Regions from separate parts of the Homo sapiens genome. Here region 1 is linked to region 2. A link is a loop called in an ENCODE intact Hi-C map of the cell type or tissue named here. Cell type or tissue: B cell. All regions are shown on one strand. Each heading gives the region's core, and the rest is flanking DNA. Links, peaks and the distances in the headings are about the cores only.

Region 1 (11,167 bases), core at 996-8,995, 360 kb before region 2:
AGCTGACTAATACAGTGTTAGTCAAAGTGATCATGGTAATTGAAAGGGTATTAACAGGCTCTGGGGTGACCAGCCATCCCAGTTTATCTGGAATGGAGGGTTTTCCTGGGATGCAAGGCTTTCAGTGCTAAAATCAGGACAGTTCCAGGCAGACTGGGATGGCCAGCTAGTAGTAGTAGTAATTGCAGCAGTGGAGGTGATCTAATAATTAGCCGACGCTTTATATTCTACATCTATTCTGTGTATGCGTTATTCACTTTTAAGCTACCTCATTCCCAAAGTGGGATGTTTTTGCCCTTAGACATATACAGTGCTTTACAGATACAAAGCATTTTCACAAACACATCTGCCCCACGACTTGAGCAAGTTCTTCTCTAGCCAAACTCAAGCCTGGCCGATTTTACTCTGAAGGCCAGTGTGGACTCAGCCAGCTGAAGGGAGTCCTCTCCTGCCAAGGCCCATGGCCCTCAGGAACCCTGGCTCCCTCACTGTGAGCCAAGTGGATGCCCAAAGCTCCACCCCTGGAGCTTCTGATTCCTGTGAGCTGGGGCGAGGCCTGGGCTTTGGCAGGGTTCAGAAACTTTCCAGGGGATTCTGAGAACGGACAGTGTGCAAAGTGCCCAACAATAGCTCTACCGGCTGCTGCTTAGGTCAATTTGCTGTAAGTTTTCATTTTGGTACAATGTTAATCTTACAGAAAACTTTCAAGAACTGTACAAAAGAACTCTTGTATTCCCTTTACACCAATCCACCAATGGTTCTCATCTTAACCATTTGCTTAATAATTTTCTTGTGTTTATTTTTATCTAAAAAAAAACATGAAGTAAGCTTTCCTAGTGGGTATGATACAGACTGATAGCAGGACATATATAATATATATTATATAACAAATGCATACATATATTGGGAGACATCCATATATTTGGTGCCCAGCGAATGCACATTGACAGAGATGTGCCACCATAACCTTTGGTGGCAAATTTCATGATCATTTGGAGATGGAGATAAAGGAGGATTGACTGGGACGAGGGACAGAAAAGAAGTTTTGGGGGTGATGAAAACATTCTATATCCCGATTGCGGTTGTGGTTACACAAATGCATACATTTACCAAAACTAATTTGTCTGAATGTACAATTACAATAGGTACATATTATTACATATGATTGCATATAATTTATAATTTGATAAAGTTGATTTTTTAAAAATGTAACTTTTTTTGAAGTGTAGTGGCTTGTTCTAAAGAATCCAGCAGAGGAAAACTGATGCCTGAGGAAGTATGGATTTTATGCCCTGAATTATCATACATTTGTATGGCATTTATTATATGTCAGGCTCTGTTCTAAGCATTTTGCAAGAACGAACTCATGTAATTCTCACAAGCCTATGGTGTAAAGGCATCACAGGCCCCACTTTAGAGATCAGGAAGAGAGGTTAGCTATTGGCCCAAGGTGGCACAGCCAGGAAGTAGAACAACATGACTCTAAACCCTAGCAGGGAGGCACCAGTGCCCCTGCTCTCAGGCACTATGCTAAGTTAGTTCTTTCCATGATAGCCAGAGACCAGGCTCTGCCTTACCGTGCACCACTGCCCCATGGCAGAAGAGCCCCCTGAACTCCAGGGACCAGCCAGTGGACAGAGGGAAGCTGACTGTCCTTGAGGCCTCGCTGTTGAGTACCCAGACCACCAGACTCTCCTCTGCTTCCTGCTTCCCTCCATCCTTGACTCACCAGCTCTGCCAGTCCATCTCTGGAGCTTTCCAACTGCCCAATTTTAGGAGGCATCCAGAGGTGCCATATAGCCTCGCACTGGAAACAGAGTTGGTTGTCTGAACCACTCTGTCTGTCCCTGAGAGATATTAACAGAAAATAAATATCAGCATGTGACATCCTGAAGTTCTGTGTTCCCGGGAGCCAGTACTGGTTTCCTCATATTCCATGTGCTTCCTGTAAGTCAGGGGTCTGTGGCGGGAGAGCACGGAACCAGATCTCAGGCATGGACTTTGCTACTGATTTGCTGTGAGATGTAGGGCTTCTCTTCCCTTCTCTGAGTCTCAGATTTCTCACCCCAAATAATGGGAGGTTAGCCCAGATGTGAGGTTCTTGGCCTGTGGATTGCTAGGAAGTCCACAAATAGGCTTCAAATGTTCTAGGAATCCCCAGCATTTGTATGCATAGTGTTTTGTGTATTTAGATAAAGGAGTCCATATCTCATTTGATTTTCAAAGGGATCACTTTCCCTCTAAAATTTCACATCACTTGCCTGCCAAAGTCTTTTCTAGTTCTAAAATTTGAAGACTTTATGTCTTAATCTAAGTCTTTGCATTGCATATCAGCCTGGAAGCTTCATTTACAGAGAATGGCAAAGGAGACCCAAGGCATCAGTGTTAGAGTCAGAGCTAGCACGTGGTGTCTCCTGACTTATTCATTTATTCAGCATATATCCATTGTAATAAGCATATTTCATTCGAATGATAACTTTTGACCATAGTCCCACATGTGCCAAGAGCCTCTACAATGACCCAGGGCCTAACACAGGACCTAGTGCATAGTAGGAACTCTATAAATATTTGATGAATAAAATAATAATTAGGGTGAGGGCCTTAGGCCTGTAATCCTACCATTTTGGGAGGCTGAGGTGGGCAGATCACTTGAGCCTGGGAGTTTGAGACCAGACTGGCCAACATGGTGAAGCTCCCTCTCTACAAAAAGTCCAAAAAAAAAAAAATAGCTGGGCATGGTGGTGCATGCCTGTAGTCCCAGCTACTCAGGAGGCTGAGATGGGAGGATCACCTGAGCCCAGGCAGGTCAAGGCTGCAGTGAGCTGTGATCACGCCACTGCACTCCAGCAAAGGTGACAGAGCAAGACCATGTCTCAAATAATAAAAATGATGAATTGGGAAGCCAACTAATTGTGGGAGTGGAAATAGAGGAGGAAAGGCAGAACCCCAAATCAGGAGATCCAACTTTTATTTTCATCTTGGCTACACACAAAGCCTCTTCTCCTCTGGCCTCTCTTTTTCCACCATAAACTGAGGGAACTGGACTAGCTAAACTCCAGGGCCTCTTCTAGATTTAAGATTCCGGGATGTCAAGACACCTCTGGCTGCTTAGATAGAGTGCTGAGAAAGAGCAGTCCCCAAGAGTTCCCCATGCCAGGGAGATCTCTCGCTAGTGTATTAGTTATCTATTGTTGCATAACAAATTAGCTTAAATTCAGCAGCTTAAAACAACACATATTTATTATCTCATACAATTTCTGAGGGTTGTGAATCTGAGAGTGGCTTAGCTGGGTAGTTCTGGCTCAGTCTCTCTCATGAAGTTGAAGTCAAGATGTCAGCCAGGGCTGCAGTTATCAGGCTAAACTGGGACTGGAGCCTAGGCCTCCAGGCTCACTCACATGACTGTTGGCTGTTGGCCTCAGCTCCTTACCACGTGGGCCTCTCCATAGTGATGCTCATGACATGGCAGCTACCTCCCCCGAGAGCAAGTGATCTGAGAGAGAAAGCTGCCAGGATGAAAGCTGCAACGACTTTTTATAACTTAACCCAGGAAGTGACATGCTATCACCTATTTTATTAGCTATACAAACCGACCCTGGTATAATGTAGGAGGGGCCTGTATAATGTGTGAATATCAGAAAGTGGGAATCTGGGGCAGCTGGCTACCACATCCAGGCTGAAGTCAAATCTCTTGAGGCTGTCATTTAGATAAGGCCACTATTCATACTTTTCCGTGGGCAGGGGTCCCAGTGGGAAGAACTTGTGCATGAGCCAGCCAGTATCATCAGTGAAATGTTCTGCCTGCTCCTTTTCAAAACAAGCCCAGGAATTCTATAGGGCTCCTTGCTGAAGCACCAATGCCTGGTGCAGCCCTGCAAAGAGCAAGGGCAAAGATATGCGGGGGCTCAGCAGGGACCACCTTAATAACCCGGCAAAACCTCAATTACCCAAAGCAACGTGAGCCAGGGCCCTCATTTAATCAGATTTCTTGATTTAACTATCCCACACTGATAAATAAATCTATACACTGTGGTTGATGATAGACAAATAGCAGGCAAATATGTTGCCGTTAAAGATTTTTAAAACCCCTTCAAGGGTCTCTATCTGTAAATTTGCATGTTCTCTGCAGCTAAAATAATTGCAAGATACTGCAAGAACCAGACGTATCAATGGCCTAACCATGGCCTTCATTTTTCTTGCTAAGGCAGGAAAGCAAAAGAAAACATTTTAGGAAGTTTTTTAAAATTTAAAAACATTTCTAACAAAGCAGCCTTTCTGCAGAACTTCCATCTAATTAGGAAATTAAATTAACCAGACCATTTCACTTCCTCAGTAAAAGCGATTGAATTTCTTGTGGCAACTCTGACCCCTTTCACCATTTCCCCGACATATCTGGCACTTCCCCACCCACACTGCCTTTCATCCACCCTCAGCCTGGAATTCCTGGTGAGCCCAGAGTTGGAATGAGAAGAAATGGATTCCACTCTCTATTCCATCACTGCACGTAGGGTGTTTGGGCTTTCTGAGCTCCCTTTCCTCACTCATAAAAGGAGGCATTTAAAGTACGTGATTCTTCAGTTCTCTTTACCCCTAACACTCTAAGTTGTGTGATCCCCACCATCATCACTTTCTGAAATCTGACTGCTTTTTCAGGATGCAGGTAAAGTGCTATATTCACTATGGAGCCTCCCTTATCTCTGTGGACAGAAGTAGTTTCTCTTCTCTCTGCAATCCCACAATTAAGTAAATAGAGGTAAACACATGATTTTATGGATTATGTAAAATATTTACTCACATTTTTGTCTCTCCTAGCAGACTCTATGCTCTTTGAGGACAGCTGCCTGACCCTTCTCATCTTGATATCCGTTAGCACTGCACCCAGCACATGGTAGGTGTTCACACCTGTGGTTTGGAGGGAGCCCAAAAACCAGGTTTGTGATTTTTGCAGCACACCGATGTATTGGCTGCCCTCAGCCAGCAGGGGGAGCACATTTGCTCCTTAAATGAAGCCGCCAGCTCTGAACTGTGACACCCTCTGAAGAGCTGATGAATGGATTTACCTCGGAGGGTGAGACGGGCCCAGAGGACTAGGGTGAGGGCAGGGGTGAGGACAGATCTGCTACTTCTGACTAAGAAGCCACCACTTATTTGGTAAACAATAACATCCCAGGAACAGAGAGCACCCTCATGAGAAATTCAGAGCACTTCCTATCTCTAAGGCCAGGAAAGTGCATGAAGTTATAATAGGGATACAGTCTTGATTAAACACTGTGTAACTTGGGGAATTAAGTCTATGATAAATTGGGAGATAGGGACCTGCAGCCTCATTTCTTTTAAGGATATTTAATTACAAAATTCTGTAACGAAATTACAGCCTTATTAAAATGGTTTCTCACTGAAGAGAGGGTCTCGAAAGGTGAGACGATGCCAATAGGAGAGGGGCTGTAGGGTTTTCCAAGCACTCTCCCTGTGCCACTGCATTCTGATCAGAGACTAGAAAGTGGGGATAAGGCACCTCCCTTTGAAAATCAGCCCGCTGGAGAGGTTGGTCTCTCTCTCTCTCTCTCTCTCTCTCTCTCTCTCTCTCTCTCTCTCTCCACCTTTCCCCATGAGACTGCCACCATGAAGCCTGGACTGCCAGGCAGCTAGGATCCTATTAGAGACAGCTGTCTGGTGGAGAAACTAGCTTCTCTTTAAAATGACAGACACTTGTTAGTGATAGACATCTTGTTAATCACTCACACCTTAGTATGAATTACACCAATCAGCTGTTAGGGTTTCCTCCACCAGAATAGGTTGGGGATTGTTTAATCTGAGAATGGTAAATTTGGTTGCAGATTAGAGGTCACAGTTTTGGAGCACGAGATACTCTGGGAGGGAGGCCAGAGTGATGAGCCTTTGTGGGAGGGCTTTGGGCGACCAGAAAGTGATATGATGGATATGGAGCAGAAGAGGGGGCACAAAGAGGCAGGTAGCTATGCTGAGACCCATACTGATTGCAACTGCCCCTGGGGTTTTTAGAGATCCTGCTGATCACCAGCCAGTGTATCAGACCATGTGCCCTGATTTTTAATTAAGAAAATACAGCCCCTTGGTTTACCTAGCAAGTTAACACCTTCTCCGCCATATAGAGGCAGAAGCATGTTGATCCTGGCGGTTCAGCCATTGGGATACTCGTTTCATCTGTCCGAGATTGAGACCCAATATCCTCAAGCAGAAAATAGGGAGAGTCATCTTACACTCCTCATAGGTGATATGCTTGTAAGTATCTTACTGTGCCCAGTGCAGAATGAGCCCTCGGAAAGGTCATTGATTGTTGCTGTTGCTGCTGCTGCTGCTGTTGCTGTTTTGCTGCTGTTATTGCCACTACTGTTGTTGCTATTGTTGTTGCTGCTGCTGTTGCTGCTGTTGCTGTTGTTGTTGCTGCTGTTGTTGCTGCTGTTGCTGCTGCTGTTGTTGTTGCTGCTGCTATTGCTGTTGTCGCTGCTATTGCTGCTGTTGTTGCTGCTATTGCTGCTGTTGTTGCTGCTGTCGCTGCTGCTGTTGTTGCTGCTGTCGCTGCTGCTGTTGACACTACTGTTGTTGCTGTTGCTGCTGTTTTGCTGCTGTTGTTGCCGCTACTGTTGCTGTTGTCGCTACCGTCGTTGCTACTGTTTTTGCTGTTGCTGCTGCTGCTGTTATTGCTATTGTTGTTGTTAGCGTACAGCACATGCATGGCCTTCAATGAATACTGTGTGGCATAATTACAGAATCATTCAGTGTCCTGTGGGGTCAGCCTACAACGCAAGTTCTACTGCTCATTACTTACATCAAGGGCAGCTTTCACCCCCGAGCTGCCTAACTGGGAGCCAGAAGATAGTGTTGAAATAAACCAGGAAATCCGACAACCCAGCTGACATCTCTCTTTCCCAGTCACTGTGTGGATCAAAGTCATGCTCCATAGAAGGTGAGTGCTACTTCTAGGAATCAGATATTCTGGAGCAGCAGGTACAGGTGGTTTTCAAGTGGCCAGATGCCTTGTGGCAAAGTAGAAAGTGTGCTGGCTTGAGTGTCATGGTCCAGCTATGTGACTTTAGACATGTCACTTAGCCTCCTATTTTTTTTTTCCTCATAGGCAAAATAGAGACTATGCTAGCAGGGCTGCTATGAAGAAGTGATGCCACTGTGCTCAGTTCAGTGCCTGACTGAGAGAAGGAACTCGATAAACTTTAGCCTCCTTTCCTCCAGACCTTCCTCCTGCTTCTACTCCCAAATAAAGGGCTAGAGCATCAGAACTGCAGGGAATGTGAAAGATCATCCAGCTCAGTTTTATCTTTCCAGATTAAGTAGGGACATACAGTGGGAAAGTGGCGGCCCAGATGAGAGGCCAGGTTGCCCAGTTCCTCACCCGGTGGTCACCCTGGCACCACTCTGCCACCACATCACAGTCATGGCACTGTCAGCTCAGAGCTAAATTCTCCTGGCATTATTTAACTGGGATTGTGGCTGTCTTCATTCTCTGAAATTACGTCAACTAAGCTTTAATGACCATTAGCTACTGTGGTTTTTCCTTTCTGAGGCCGCTCATGTCTTTGGCTAGGAACTCATCTCTGTAAGCATTTGTACTCTGCTCCTGTTTTCAGCAGATCTTAAATATTGTGCCTGGGTCTGAGCTTCTCCTTACAAGTGCAGGATTCTAAATTCAAATTCACGAGCCAGTGTCTGTTTTCTGGAGCACATCCAAGTGTGGGTGAGTGAGAACGGGCAGTTTATAATCCTGAGATGCTAATCTACCTTGCCAGGTTCTGAATGTGGTGGAGGAAGTAATAAACTTGGAAAACAGAATAGGTTCCAGGCCTGAATGACCAATTAAACCTCTTTTTAAATGGCCAAGAGCAATATCTATAAGATACAAGCTAATTACAAGAATTAACAACAACCACTACCAAAAAAACCCAGACTCTTCAGCTATATCAAATACCAAGGACCAGAAATGCAAGCCATCTTATATTTGTAATATCTATATTCCTAGCTCTGGCCTCCCTTCACCTCTGGTCCTGGATACAAAGAGGTGGGGTCCAAAGAAGAAGGAGGCAAGGATGATACCAACAATGGGAGGAATGAGAAGGCCCCTGAGTTGTTAGTAGATGGATAAAATACCAGTCATGGGACCTTTTCTCTCCTGTCGCCTTCCTTCTGATCGTTCATCCAGTACACATTTATGGAGCAACTACTAGGCAAGCAGTAGGGTAGGCACTGAGACTCAGCATGGAGCTGACCTTCCCAGTGGGGAATACAGAAAACAGACAAGCAAACAAACAAGATACTTTCAGAGAATGCTAAGCCCTCAGAAGGACATGCAGATAGGTAATGGGATAGTGAGGAACTGGGTTTGGGCAGGGACAACTTAGATGGATGGTTGGAATGGCATCTTTGAGGATGTGACCCATATGAGCTGAGATCTGTAGGACGAGTAACCAGCCACAGGCAAATCTGGGAGAACGTTCCAGACAGAGGGCACAGAAAGTGCAAAGAAGACCACTTGCTGTGCCTTCTGCCTGGAACATTCTCCTTGTGTGAGAGCCCAAAGAAGAGAGGGATGGTCGGAGTGGCTGCGGCTCAGTGAGCAGGACTGGGGGATGGGCCATGGCCTGATGGGGTAAGGCTGGGGAGGTAAGATAAGGAGTAGTTAAGTAGAAGCAGGACCTAGAGTCAGAGAAATCTGGATTTGAAGCCCAGCTTAAAGAGTTATAGACCGGGCACGGTGGCTCACACCTGGAATCCCAGCACTTTGGGAGGCCAAGACAGGCAGATCACTTGAGGTCAAGAGTTCAAGGCCAGCCTGGCCAGTGTGGTGAAACCCTGTCTCTACTAAAAACCAAAAATTTGCCAGATGTGGTGGTGCGTGCCTGTAATCCCAGCTACTTGGGAGGCTGAGGCACAAAAATCACTTAAACCTGGGAGGCAGAGGTTGCAGTGAGCCAAGATCTCGCCACTGCATTCCAGCTTGGGCAACAGAGAGAGATTCCATCTCAAAAAAATAAAAATAAAAATAAAAAAATAATTATTAACAGTGTGACCTTGAACTGGTTACTTTGCCTCTGAGCCTCAGCTTCCTCATCTTTGAAATGGAGCCAAAGAGAATAGGACCAACCTCACTTGGTTAATGCAAAGAATAAATGAGAGGGAGCCCTTTAAAGTACTTAGCAGAGCACCTGGCACACAGTCAGTGGCCATAAACTCCAACGTCTACTCTTCCAGACTCACCACTGACACCCAAGGCCACTGATCGCAGGCTGGGGTCAATTTCAGTCACCACCACCAAGAAAGCCACCAGGTGGCGGTCTTTCAAGCTTTTCTGGCTTAAGCGTGGTCAAGACTGTTTGAGCTTGTTTTCACCCAGTAGGAAAGTGCAAAAACAAATCCTCCAAAGACTAGGTGGGTATAGGGCCACTGGAAACATACAGGGAATATTTTCCGGCTTCAGCAACAAAATGTAGTGAAAAGAACACCAGCTAAGAGGCAGACCTGGGTTCCCGTGTCCACTTTGCCTGTAGATGAATTGAGCTTGGTAATAATGCATTTGAGCCTTGTGGTCTAGATTTCCCCATCAACCTACACCATGGTATTGCTGTGAGGCCCCGAGGAGGCACTACATGCAGAATGGCTGAAGAATACCTTTCTAGAGTGTGCTTGAGTGACAGTCCCAGCTTTGCCACTTACTTGCTGTTTACTTACCCTGAGCTTTTTCACCTATAAAATGGGCATAAGAACAGAATCACAGGCTTGTTAGGACGATGAAAACAGTTAAGCACTTGAACAGCTCTGAGCACCTGAACGTACAGTCTCAGTGTGTGCTGCCATTATCTGTAAAGTGCCATTAGGCAGATTGGCTGTGACCACAGGCTGCCCTGGCTTTGGTTGAGGTGGCTGCTGGGAAGCTGCAGAGAAAGAAGGTGAATGTTTGACTGAGGATGAAGATGAGACAACTACGAATAAGCAGAGAGGGGGGAGTTCCACTTGCAGATGGGGAGTGAAGGTGCACAGTAACCAAGGAAGTGTCTCCTGCCCCCACAGTGCCTTGGCAAGGAAGCTCACAGGATGTGGGAAGAAGGGGCATCACTTGGTAGCCACGTCTCCAGCCCATTTCTATTCCTTCTGTCTCTCTCACTCTCTCCCTCTCTCTTTCCACCCCCTCTCTTTTTGAGACAGGGTCTCACTCTGTTGCCCAGGCTGGAGTGCAGCGGCATGATCATGGCTCACCACAGCCTGGACCTCCTGGGCTCAAGCAATCCTCCCACCTCAACCTCCCAAGTAGCTGGGACCACAGGCATGCACCATCACCCTGGATAACTGTGTGTGTGTGTGTGTGTGTGTGTGTGTGTGTGTGTGTAGAGATGGGGGTCTTCCTATGTTGCCCAGGCTAGTCTCAAACTCCTGGGCTCAAGCAATCCTCCTACCTCTTCCTCTCAAAGCAAGTAAGTGGCAAAGCTGGGACTATCACTCAAGCATACTCTAGACAGGTATTCTCCAGCCATTCCACATGCAGTGCCTCATCTGGGCCTCACAGCAATACCGTGCTGGGATTACAGTCACGAGCCACCTTGCCCGGCCCTATTCCTTACCTCTTTCAGCACAATGTGGGCGCCAATTTCCTGCTGTATGGTAAGCTCCTTGAAGGCAGAGGTTGTATTTATCTTTGTTTTCCCACCAGCCTAACACAGAGCCCACACCTAACAAGCCCTGGACAAATGCTTGTTGGTGAGCAATCCATTCTGGGCTACCCAGTGCACTGATCACATCTCAGATAACCTAGGGCTCTGCACTGAGCTGTGACTCCACCAGCTCAGCCACGGGATTGGATGCTCTGCCTGTGACCTGAGGATGTTAGTTACTCTGTGCCAATGCCCTTACCTATAAACGTGTGCAGACCGTGTCCTAATCACAGGCAGGAGAAAAGGCACAGGCACCAGCTGGCTTTCCTGGGTTTCCCATTTTCCTGTGACCTGCCCCTCCTGCCTGGAAATCTCTCAGGAGGATGGCACATGGTGGTGAGTGCTGTGTAATTGCTTAATGGCAGGAATGGGTGTAGGAGGAATTGCAGAGATATGGGAAGGGCAGCAGGCATGACAGAAAGGCACAGCTTGCCAAGAAAGACACCGCATACCTAGCTCTGCTTTGCCCCATG
Region 2 (11,167 bases), core at 941-8,940:
ATGGCATTTCACCATGTTGGTCAGGCTGTTCTCGAACTGCTGACCTTGTGATCTACCCGCCTCAGCCTCCCAAAGTGCTGGGATTACAGGCGTGAGCCACGGCGCCCAGCTTGTACCATTTTTCTATAAGGACTTTGCTATTTTTCGCCTGTCCAGATTGTCACTTGATAGAAGAGGGCTATAGTCTAGCTGCCTTGTGTAATGTCATAAGCAGAAGGGGCTTTCTTAAAAAGTTTAGAATGCCCATGATTATTTATCAAGAAAATCAGAGTTAATTCAAAAGTTGCACTGTTGCATGTCAGTTGAGTGTAAAAGTTCTCTCTGCTTTGCCCAGAACAGGACAAATAGCAATAAGAAACCCATGGGAATAAGTGTCAGCCCCATTAGGGAACCATAACTGTCCAGCTGCTTGAACCATTCCTGCAGGATAGAAAGAGGGAAGGAGTCCAATGCTGGTTTAGTGTCTATAGCAAGGTGTATATTAAGAACTCAGCCTACAGTACCTCAATTCATCTTCACAGCAACACTGAAAAGTGGTGTGATTATTCTCATTTTAAAGACAAGAAAAAGAGGCCAGGTTGGGTGGCTCACGTCTGTAATCCCAGCACTTTGGGAGGCCGAGGCAGAGAGATCACGAGGTCAAGAGATAGAGACCATCCTGGCCAACATGGTGAAACCCTGTCTGTACTAAAAATACAAAAATTAGCTGGGCGTGGTGGCACACGCCTGTAGTCCCAGCTACTCAGGAGGCTGAGGCAGGAGAATCACTTGAATCCGGGAGGCAGAGGTTGAAGTGAGCTGAGATTGGGCCACTATACTCCAGCCTGGTGACAGAGCAAGACTCTGTCTCAAAAAAAAGAAAAAAAAAGACAAGAAAATAGGCAGAGGAATTAAGTCATTTGCTTAAGGTAAAACAGCTAGAACCCCCTTCCTAGACTTTACTTCCTTTGAGGGTAAAAACCAGTACTGAGTTGAACCATATTCGAGCCCAAGACAAAAGAAAAAATATATGTCCTATATGCACTTACCTTCCATATTTTGAACCAAATAGAACAAGTGGATAAAAGCATTCCAATAAAAAAAAGACTACATATAAAGTTCCATGTTATTCAATCTGTTCACATGTTATTGTCAACTCTCATAAAGCCACTTGTCAGGACACGCAGTGGCAGTCTGCCTGGGAACCATGGGCTGATTGGTAATGACTGTTCCCATTGCAAAATAATGCAAGGTCATAAACAATAGTCTGCCTATATTTTAAATGTTGATATTCTGTTCATCATGGATTTTTTGCATTAATTTCGATTTTTAAAAATATTGTGTTAAGATATTATTTATCTTGGGTTTCCTGAATTTTTTGGTGCCCTCTTAAATTTTATGCCTGAAGGGAGTTCCTCACTAAACTCACTTTAATCTAGGCCCCTGGGTAAACTCAAGTTTGGGCCTGAATTTCATGAGGTTTCCATTCCCCAGAGTTGACTTTCTCTAAACAGGGCCCCGTCCGGGGTGATTACTGTCTCCAGCACCATTCTGTGGGTCTCAGATGTTACTCCACTTCTGGTGAGGCTTACATGGCCCACACAACTGTGGAGTGCCCCACCTTCTCGCCAGAAGTATTGAATCACAAAGCTGTAACAACAGAAATGGTTCCATTGTGTGGTAAGCACATGGTCACATGCCTGCAAAAATGTTTGGAGATACCAGATACGCTCCACCCAGCCTTAGTCACATCTGAGCCAGAAACCACAAGTTCCCAATTCCTACCTCGGGATGCTCATCTAAGCTCATGGCATCAGAGTTCCTAGGTTCACCCAGCACTGATATGCCAAGAGTCTGGCTTCCCCATTGGTTAGAATGGGCCAGTGGGAGTCACTGGCTCAGAAGCTCAGCCTTTGGTTTAGGAGCCTGCACAGTCCCCTCCTTAGCAAAGTAGTTGGCTGAAAGTCTCTGCACCAATACTTTCCACTGGAGACGAACATCGCTGATTTCTTTGTTCTTTTCAACAGTTCCCCAGGGCTTGAGGAAAAGTGAAGAGAAGCCACTGTAAAAACCTTTTTAACGGGCCGGGCGCTGTGGCTCACGCCTGTAATCCCAGCACTTTGGGAGGCTGAGGCCGGAGGATCACGAGGTCAATTGATCGAGACCATCCTGGCCAACATGGTGAAACCCCATCTCTACTAAAAATACAAAAATTAGCCGGGCATGGTGGCCTGCACGTATAATCCCAGCTACTCGGGAGGCTGAGGCAGGAGAATCGCTTGAACCCGGGAGGCAGAGGTTGCGGTGAGCCGAGATCGTGCCACTGCATTCCAGCCTGACGACAGAGTGCGCCTCCGTCTCAAAAAAAGCAAACAAACAAACAAAAAAACCTTTTAGCGGCCGGGCATGGTGGCTTACGCCTGTAATCCCAGCACTTTGGGAGGCCGAGGCAGGTGGATTACCTGAGGTCAGGAGTTCAAGACCGGTCTGGCCAACATGGTGAAACTGCATCTCTACTAAAAAATACAAAAATTAGCCAGGTGTGGTGGTACGTGCCTGTAGTCTCAGCTACTCGGGAGGCTAAGGCAGGAGAATCGCTTGAACCCAGGGGGCAGAAGATGCAGTGAACTGAGATGGTGCCACTGCACACCAGCTTGGGCAACAGAGTGAGACTCTGTCTCAAAAATACAAAACAAAAAACCCTTTTAGCCACAGCACAACAACACTTACGCTGTTTTTGTGCAGAAGGACAGAGAGAGGAACTGGAGATCATGGGGTGAGGACAAATAGCTCCCAAGCATCCCCTTCACGCTGCAACAAGGAATTCACAAAGCCCCATGTGCTGGCTCTTCCCCTTCCCACCCACAACTTTTACAGAAGAAAAATCAAGCTTAAATGGATAAGAGGTCAGCTATGAAGTAAAAAGGAAGTCAGGGAGACCCAGGAGCCTTTCCTGAGCATTGCTGAACAAGTGCACAAACACTTCATCTTCCAAGGACAAAACAAGCATTTATCAGAGGCCTACTGGACACCCTGCCTCCACTCCTGCCCCCTCCAATCCAAGTTCCAAACTGCAGCCAGAGTGACCTTCTAAAAACACAAACTTGTCATGATGATGAAATTTGCAAAGTGCTGACTGACACTACTGGTACGTGGTAAGTACTATAAAATGCCCGTTACATAAACACAGTACATATAATGCCATTCCTTGTTTAAACCCCTCCAAGGATCACATGCAACCTTCTCTGCCTGCCTCTGCCTTCTACTTCCCACCGTGCTCTCTCTTGCTAGCCTTACTCCGGGTCGCATTTAATTCCTCCGGAGCCAAGCTACCTCCTGGCCCAACCAAATGCCTTTCCCTCTTTCCTTAAAGCAGTCTCCCCAGATCCACTCCTCTTCATTTGACCAGTTTCAACTCCTTCTTTATATCTCAGCTTAAATGCTGCTTCTTCAGCCCTCCTGAACCTCCCAGAGGAAGCTTAGGTTCCTCCATATTTATCCTCTTATAGCCATAACATTGATCACAACTGTAATCACATACTCCATGTTTTAGGTTGTTTAATGCCTGCCTCCCTTACTAGGCTGTAGACTCCCCAGGACAAGGGCTATAGGTCTTTCCGTCTCTCTTGTTTACGGCCTATCAAGGAACTCGGACAGCATAGGTCACTAATGAACATTTCCGAATGCATACAAACTTTAAAATACGGTCTTGTTTAGGTAACCGGCCCAAAGTCGCACAAATGACCCAATATTTGAACCCACGACATTCTGGCTTTGAAGCCCAAGGTCTGACTCCAGCAGACTGCCCCCTCCTCTCCCTCAAAGCCGGAGCCAAACGGTGGGCTGGGAGGGGACTTGAGCGGCAGAGTCTGAGGATCTGCAGAGGGCCACGCGCTGCAAGGCAGTCAGTGCCGCGCGCGCTGGCCTCGGGCCCAGGAGAAGGGGCATCCGTCACGTGTACCCGGCAGGGCCAGCTTTCGCCGCACCCTGGGGCAGGAATGCAGCCCCGCCCAGCTCCCGCGCCAGCAAAACCGCGCTGGCCCTGGGGACTGACGTCAATGAAGGGGGCGCCTCGGGCGCCGCGCGGGGGCGGAGAGGGCGGTGGGCAGGGCCCGGGCAGACACGCCCCCTCACCGCCGCTCCGCCGCCGATTAGGTTTGAGGAAGCTTCGCACTCCGCTTTCGAGGCCAGCGGAGGCGGGGGGCGGGGATGGACACGCCCCCTCCCTGTCTCCCACCGATGATTGGCGCACGGAACTCCGCCTTGGGTTTGGAAGGCTCGCCTGGGAGCTCATACCTGGCTAGGGCCGAGGATTGGCTGTTCCGGGGCTAGGGAGCGCTTTCTCCCGGGAACCGCGGCTGTGACCCAAGTGGCCCGGACCAGTTTGGGGCTGCGTGCGGCCTGCCTCAAGCAACCAGGTACGTAGGTCGGCGGCCCAGCTCGGCGCTGCGGTGGGAGCCGGAGGGCGACAGTCAGAGCCGGGGTGCCAGCGGGACGCGACCGCCAGATCCACTTAGGACCCCGTCGTTCTGCGAAGCGGCCACGTCTGAGTCCCGGGGCCTCCTCGTGCTGCAGATGTCGCCTTAGGACCTCGGCCAGGATACCCTCTGCCATGCTCTTGTGCTGCCCGTGATCACCGACTGGCCCTTGTAAGCACCTTCGCAGAGCTGCGCCTGCCCTTTCTGAAGGCTGTGGAAGAGGTTGGAGTGGGCGCATCTTAGCTTGCCCCATCCCCATTTGAGGTCTGTCGGAGCTGCCCTTCAGTGTGGTGAGTACCTGCTCCAATTCTCCACCGGGCAGTGGAGTGCAGAGGGTACAGAGGCTAGCTTGGGAGTCCTGACTTTGGATCCCTCCCTGCTCCTTCCACAATCTACAGAAGCAGATAGCCTCCGAAAGGCTTCTGGGACCGACCTTCCCCAGAAGACCTCCTCAGCCATCTGGCAGGAACAAAAATAACAGTGGCTTGAGAGCCCGGGTGCTGGGGTCAGACTGCCTGGGTTCATGTCCCAGCTTCCATCACCTGCCAGCTGTGTGACTTTGGGTGTAGCTTTCTCATCTGTAAAATGGGTATAACAATAGTGCCACCTTAAGTGAGGAGGAAAGAAAGCACCCATCTGAACGTGCTCTGTTCTGCGCTTGACACTGAACAAGCTGCCTCTATGATTTTAATCATAAAGCTATGATTTAAAAGTACACAGATTTGTTGATGGCTGTGATGATGAAAATGACAATGATTCTATAGCCCCTGGTAGTCAAACAGCCTTTCCCTTCATCATTTATTCATTCAACCAGCATGCATAGAATGTCTGTGGTATACCAGGTACTAGAAGGAATGCCGTCACAAACTTAATCTCCCTTTTCCTGTTAAGAGTTATTTATACTCACCATTTATTTTAAAAAGCTTATTTAAAATTTTATAGAGGCAGTCTTGCTATGTTGACCAGGCTGGTCTGGAACTCCTGGGCTCAAGCAATCCTCCCACCTCAGCCTCCCAAAGTGCTGGGATTACAGGCGTGAGCCACCAGGCCTGGCCTTATACTATTTTGATGACGAGCAACTTGTGGCAGGGGAAACTGAGACTTATCCAAGGTCACCCAGTTAGCAGCACAGCCAGAATTCAGGGTTCTAGAAATCTTGAAAGGGTTATCCCTAGATCTAGTAGCAGTTTATTTCCAGGTCATATATGAGAACTGGTCTGGGGAAAGGGCCCAGTTCCTTTCTCCACCTCCAGGGGCATGGATTTGGAGGCCAATGTATATCCAGTTGTCTCGGCATACCTCCCTGAGGCTAGGCCCTGCTGGTGGGGAAGCCCACACAGCGATTTGAACTGGGCTTCCCATTTGAGGAGCCACAGATTTTGGCTGCTGTCCAGTGGCATGTCTGTATAGGATAGCAGGCCAGGGTCCCAAGTGTTGATTCAGGCCTTGGGCCAGAGCCTCCAGTAATTTTTCTAAGAGCCCCTAGGCCCCTGATTACAGAGATTATTGCTATCACCTGGGTTATTGGAAGGGGGCCTCCTCCTGCATGAGGACCTAGGAGTTGCCAGCTCACCCAAATGTGTTCTGCCTCTGGTGGTTACCTGTGCCTCCCTGGGACTGCAGTGAGATACTCTCCTAGAATAGCTGTCTGAACTGAACTTCATATATTGCAAAGAGTGCTCAATTGCGCGCCATATTTATATATTGCAAATTCATTGCATGGTGAGTCACTTTTTAAATATATTTCTTTGTTAGGGTTCCACAGTTCTTCACTTATTGCCTGTTTCAAAACAAGTTGAACTTTGTCATTTTCAATGTTTGGTATTTCCTTTGGGGTTCACTTTCAACCTAGTTTGTGTCAAATTGAAGTATTTTGCAATTGGTCTTTACTCGTTTGTACACAGACCCATACTTACCTTCTTTTATGTCAGTTCTGAAATGAAAGGTCCATTTGTAATCTTTTAATAGCCCCATGGTTTCATTTTCTAGTTTTCAAAAGTACTATTGTGCAAGTATACACTGACTTTTCCTGGACTAAGGTCTTCTCCAGGAAATTGGAGGGAAAATAACTATTGAACACATGGAATGAGACAGGAAAAGTTTCCTTTGATAATAAAAGTGTTCTGATTCGACATTTCATCGGTTTTCCCAAAACTTAACCATCTAATCCTACCTGGAATCAGCCTAGTTTTATTCCCAGCCTCACTCTGCTGTCTGAATCCCAGAATAAGAGACAGAGCCAAGAGTGAGGGGCTTGGCCGGTCATGGTGGCTCACGCCTATAATCCCAACACTCTGGGAGGATGAGGTGGGTGGATCACTTGAGGTCGGGAGTTCAAGACCAGCCTGGCCAACATGGTGAAACCTTGTCTCTACTAAAAATACAAAAATTAGTCGGGCGTGTGGTGGGCACCTGTAATCCCAGCTACTTGGGAGGTTGTTGAGGCAAGAAAATTGCTTGAACCTTGGAGGCAGAGGTTGCAGTGAGCTGAGATTGCGCCACTGCACTCCAGCGTGGGTGACAGAGTGAGACTCCGCCTCAAAAAAAAAAAAAAAAAAGAGTAAAAAGAGTGAGGGGCCTCAAAATCTGGAGGTGCTAGGCCCTCCCTAAGGTTCAAGGAGGGTTGAGGCTGGAGGCTCAGACTCTCCCTGAGGGTTTCTTGGTATGTTTGTGACTCGCAGCTCGCTGAAGCTGTGGAGTCAAAGCCTTGCCATCCTGGGAGAGGTTGTTGGGAAGTCAGGCTCCAAGCCATTTCCTCCCCGAGGCAGCTGCTGCTACATGATCCTTATTGCCCTTCTTTTCCTGGGGAGGTGAGGCCAGATATCACCCTTTCTCCTACTACCCCAGACCTGCCTAGGCGTCTGCCCCGGGCTTGGTCATTGCCAGCTGAGGTCACTAGGGAGCTTTAGAGCTGTGAGTTCTGTTTTCTACCAGATGCTAACCCCAGGGCCCACTGCAGCAAAACAACATAGAGTAGGGAGGAGAAAGGGAGCTACTGGCTGGGGAATTTCCTAGCACCCAGTTAGCCAGACCTGTCCACACATTGCCCCTAGGCTTTGGCAGACAAGTAGCTCCGTTCCTCCTTCTGTACAGACTTACCTGCGGGTGGAATTGTTGACTCTCAGCACTGGTGCAGGCCCTCAGAAACAAACAGCATCAAGCTGTTCTTATAGCAGTAACAGGGAAGCTGACCCACAGAGGGGATGTGAATTGCCTGAGGTTTTTCAGCCAGTGAGTGGCAGAAGTAGGGCTTGAACCGACTCCTCTGACTCGTAAGCCAGGGCTCTGTGCACTGGGCTGGGTTGCAGTTCTTGATTTCTTCTGTGGAAGCTGGGCTCTTCCTCTTTAGAGTGCTACGGCTCAAGGCTGGGCTGTCACCCAGGAAAGAGCCCTGACCCTAGAGAACAGACTAACGAAATTCCACAGCTCCACCCCTGCCTCCACCAGGTGGGATAATTCATTGTCCTTCCCTTTCCATTGGTAGGATTTCCCCTTCATGAATTAGGTGGGAATAGGAAAGCATTCTTCATAGAAATGTGAAGTGTTCTTTAAGCTGCCTGGCTGTGAAGCCAGCTCGGGGGTTTAAAAGCGTGGGCTGACCGGGCGCAGTGGCTCACACCTGTAATCACAACACTTTGGGAGGCCAAGGCGGGTGGATCACCTGAGGTCAGGAGTTCAAGACCAGCCTGACCAACATGGTGAAACCCTGTCTTTACTAAAAATACAAAAAATTAGTCGGGAGTGGTGGGGGACGCCTGTAATCCCAGCTATTCGGGAGGCTGAGGCAGGAGAATCACTTGAACTCAGGAGGTAGAGGTTGCAGTGAGCTGAGATTGCAACACTGCACTCCAACCTGGACAACAAGAGCAAAACTCACTCTCAAAAAAAAAATAAAAATAAAAGCATGGGCTGCAGTCATTTGAACCACCTCTGGCCTCGGCTAAGCCACTGGTACTCATATTTGCATCTTAGCTTCCCTTTACTTCCCTGTGAAATGGGATAACAGTCCCTAACTCCTAGAATTGTTTTGAGGATTAAAGGATATCATACGTATTGCCTGATCCAGAGTAAATATCCCATAGTTAGCTTTTCTTTTTATCAGCCTAAAAGTGTTACTTGGCGACTGTTGTCTTCTTGTCACAGTGTGTTTATGTCATCCAGCTCTGGGGGCTTAATTACCATATAGATTAGGTTTTAACTGGATTTTCATAATAGCACCTAAGGAGAGGCAGATTTTTAAATTTCCATTTTCCAAATAAAATACAATTTTCATGACGTTAACTCATCTGGAAGTCTTCTGCAGCTTTATTGTAGTTGTTAAATCTTTTGAAAACAGGGTGGAGTTTTTATGATAGAAGGCCTGGAAACTGGGACAGAGTGAGCATAGAAATGATTGGGATAATGAGGGTGACTATTGAGGTGAGGAGCGGAGAAGGCCAGGGCAAGGGGGGGAGTCATATTTTGGGAGTATGAGTGGGGCGGAGACAATTCAAACTCTTACAGAGAACAAAAGGCAGGTTAGGGGAAGGGTTACTTCTGCAAGTGGGTTGATAGGAAATTGGAAAAGTTTTTATATATAAGCTTTTGTACTGTTTGCCTCTTATGATGAGCATGTAAATATTTTAATTTAAAAATATTTTAATGTTCCTTTTCCCCTTTTGGAAGCTGGTTGCTGTTGACAGCTGTCTCTGTAGCTGGCTGTGGAATGAGGTCTGACTTAGGCAACCAGGCCCTGGAGAAGCAGCAGGACCTGCTCCTCCTCTCCCCAGCAGGCCTGGGGCTGGGAGAGATGGGTGGGAGCACAGGCCTGTCATCAGCTGGCTGTGCCACACAGCTTAGAGGAAAGAGGAGGGTTTACCTGTACCCCTGACCCAGGTACAAAGGTCACAGAGGCCAACAGAGGAGGATTTGCGTTTATAAATTCCTCAGTATCCATGGAGGGTGGTTCCAGGCTCCTCCGTGGGACGCTTAAGTCACTTACATAAAATGCCATGTTGGCCTATAGACTGCGCACATCCTCCTGCATGCTTTAAATCATCTCTAGGGTACTTATAATACCTAATACAATGTGAATGTTTTGTAGTTACAATGTATCTATTTTTTATTTGTATTTTTTAATTGTTGTATCATTGTATTCTTTTTTTCTTTTTTTTTTTTTTTTCTTTTTTTTTGAGACGGAGTCTCGCTCTGTCGCCCAGGCCGGACTGCGGACTGCAGTGGCGCAATCTCGGCTCACTGCAAGCTCCGCTTCCCGGGTTCACGCCATTCTCCTGCCTCAGCCTCCCGAGTAGCTGGGACTACAGGCGCCCGCCACCGCGCCCGGCTAATTTTTTGTATTTTTTAGTAGAGACGGGGTTTCACCTTGTTAGCCAGGATGGTCTCTATCTCCTGACCTCATGATCCACCCACCTCGGCCTCCCAAAGTGCTGGATTACAGGCGTGAGCCACCGCGCCCGGCCGTATTCTTTTTTTTAAGACGGAGTTTTGCTCTTGTTGCCCAGGCTGGAGTGCAATGGCGGGATCTCGGCTCACCGCAACCTCTGCCTCCTGGGTTCAAGTGATTCTCCTGCCTCAGCCTCCCGAGTAGCTGGGATTACAGGCATGCGCCACCACGCCCGGCTACTTTTGTATTTTTAGTAGAGACGGAGTTTCTCAATGTTGGTCAGGCTGGTCTTGAACTCCTGACCTCAGGTGATCCGCCCGCCTCACCTCCCAAAGTGCTGGGATTACAGGTGTGAGCCACCACGCCCAGCCATATCATTGTATTCTTAAATTTTTTATTTATCCTCTTATTGGGTAACTGATATAATTTTATTTAGCTCTTATTGGGTAACTGATATACTGGGCTCATTTATCCTTACTATAACCCTAAGAAGTGGGTAATCTTATCCCCATTTGACAGTTAAGGAAACAGGCTCAGAGACGAGGTTGGGTAACTTGCTTAAGGTGTCAGAGTTGGAACTCAAAACCTGTTCTATGTAATGCCAGGCTTCCCTTGTTTCCAGGCTGTGCTGGAGACAAGGATGGGTGGGTAAGCTTCTTAGGCCTTTATTATTCAAAGTGAACTATCTAGAATCAAGGGAGATCCTTTAATTTTCACTTCCTGGATATGATGGGAGACATTGACACAGAGTCTAACTTCTATTGAACTTTCTTATAAGTTTCAGTCTCTGCCCTTGACAGTATATTCTAACCCTTGTAGCCTCCTCTTCTGCCTCCACCTCTTGCTCATTAGGTCCACTGGACTGTGGTTAGATCTGATTGGCTCATTTCATACTATGTTTGCTAAATTATACAGATTTGGTTCATCCCCAGGGTCTTAAAGATAGGAGGTGGGATGATGTCTCAATTTTATAGATTGAAAACACTGACCACTATTCTATATACTTTGTCTTCCTTCAATCTTCAAATTAATCCTACAAAGTAGGTAGTAGTACTAGGTGATAATTTGACACGGGAGGCAGCTGAGGCAGGGGGGATGCCCAGCCAGTAAGTGGTGGAGGGGGTAGAAGTGGGATTCCAACTCGGGTAGCCCAGCTCCACAACTCCTCTCTTACCTTTGTGCTACGGCACCTGGGCCTTAGCATCAGAGAGGCCTGGGTTCTCATCCTAGTTGCAGAACCATGGATGACTTAACCTTTCCTCAGATTCCTCATCTGTGAAATGAGGAGGATTAAAATACCTACCTTACAGGGCTGTTGTGCTTGTTA

The links. Peaks named below come from ENCODE experiments on the same cell type or tissue, not always from the same donor. Only the 100,000 strongest peaks of a DNase experiment are listed, where the experiment ranks them.
Region 1: a loop joins it to region 2, with 14 times the contacts of the local background. A loop is called at or near these places in 4 of 110 quality-filtered maps.

What each region holds. Positions count from the first base shown.
Region 1 is chr10:98,039,782-98,050,948 of GRCh38, reverse strand. No RefSeq gene overlaps it. Among named protein-coding and RNA genes, the nearest start is that of CRTAC1, 15 kb to the right of the region's middle. RefSeq lists an enhancer at 4,835-4,894. In B cell, for the core only: CTCF peaks have their summits at 4,781 and 4,984 (motif pointing right); a DNase peak (open chromatin) is centred at 4,988; H3K27me3 peaks cover 2,083 bases.
Region 2 is chr10:97,680,346-97,691,512 of GRCh38, reverse strand. It overlaps AVPI1 (arginine vasopressin induced 1), which reads left to right and starts at 4,272. Exons shown (of 3, transcript NM_021732.3): 1 at 4,272-4,747. RefSeq lists enhancers at 3,228-4,181, 3,249-4,448, 4,182-5,135 and a silencer at 3,906-4,285. In B cell, for the core only: no CTCF peak of the experiment used is centred there; a DNase peak (open chromatin) is centred at 4,112; H3K4me3 peaks cover 1,598 bases; H3K27ac peaks cover 1,208 bases.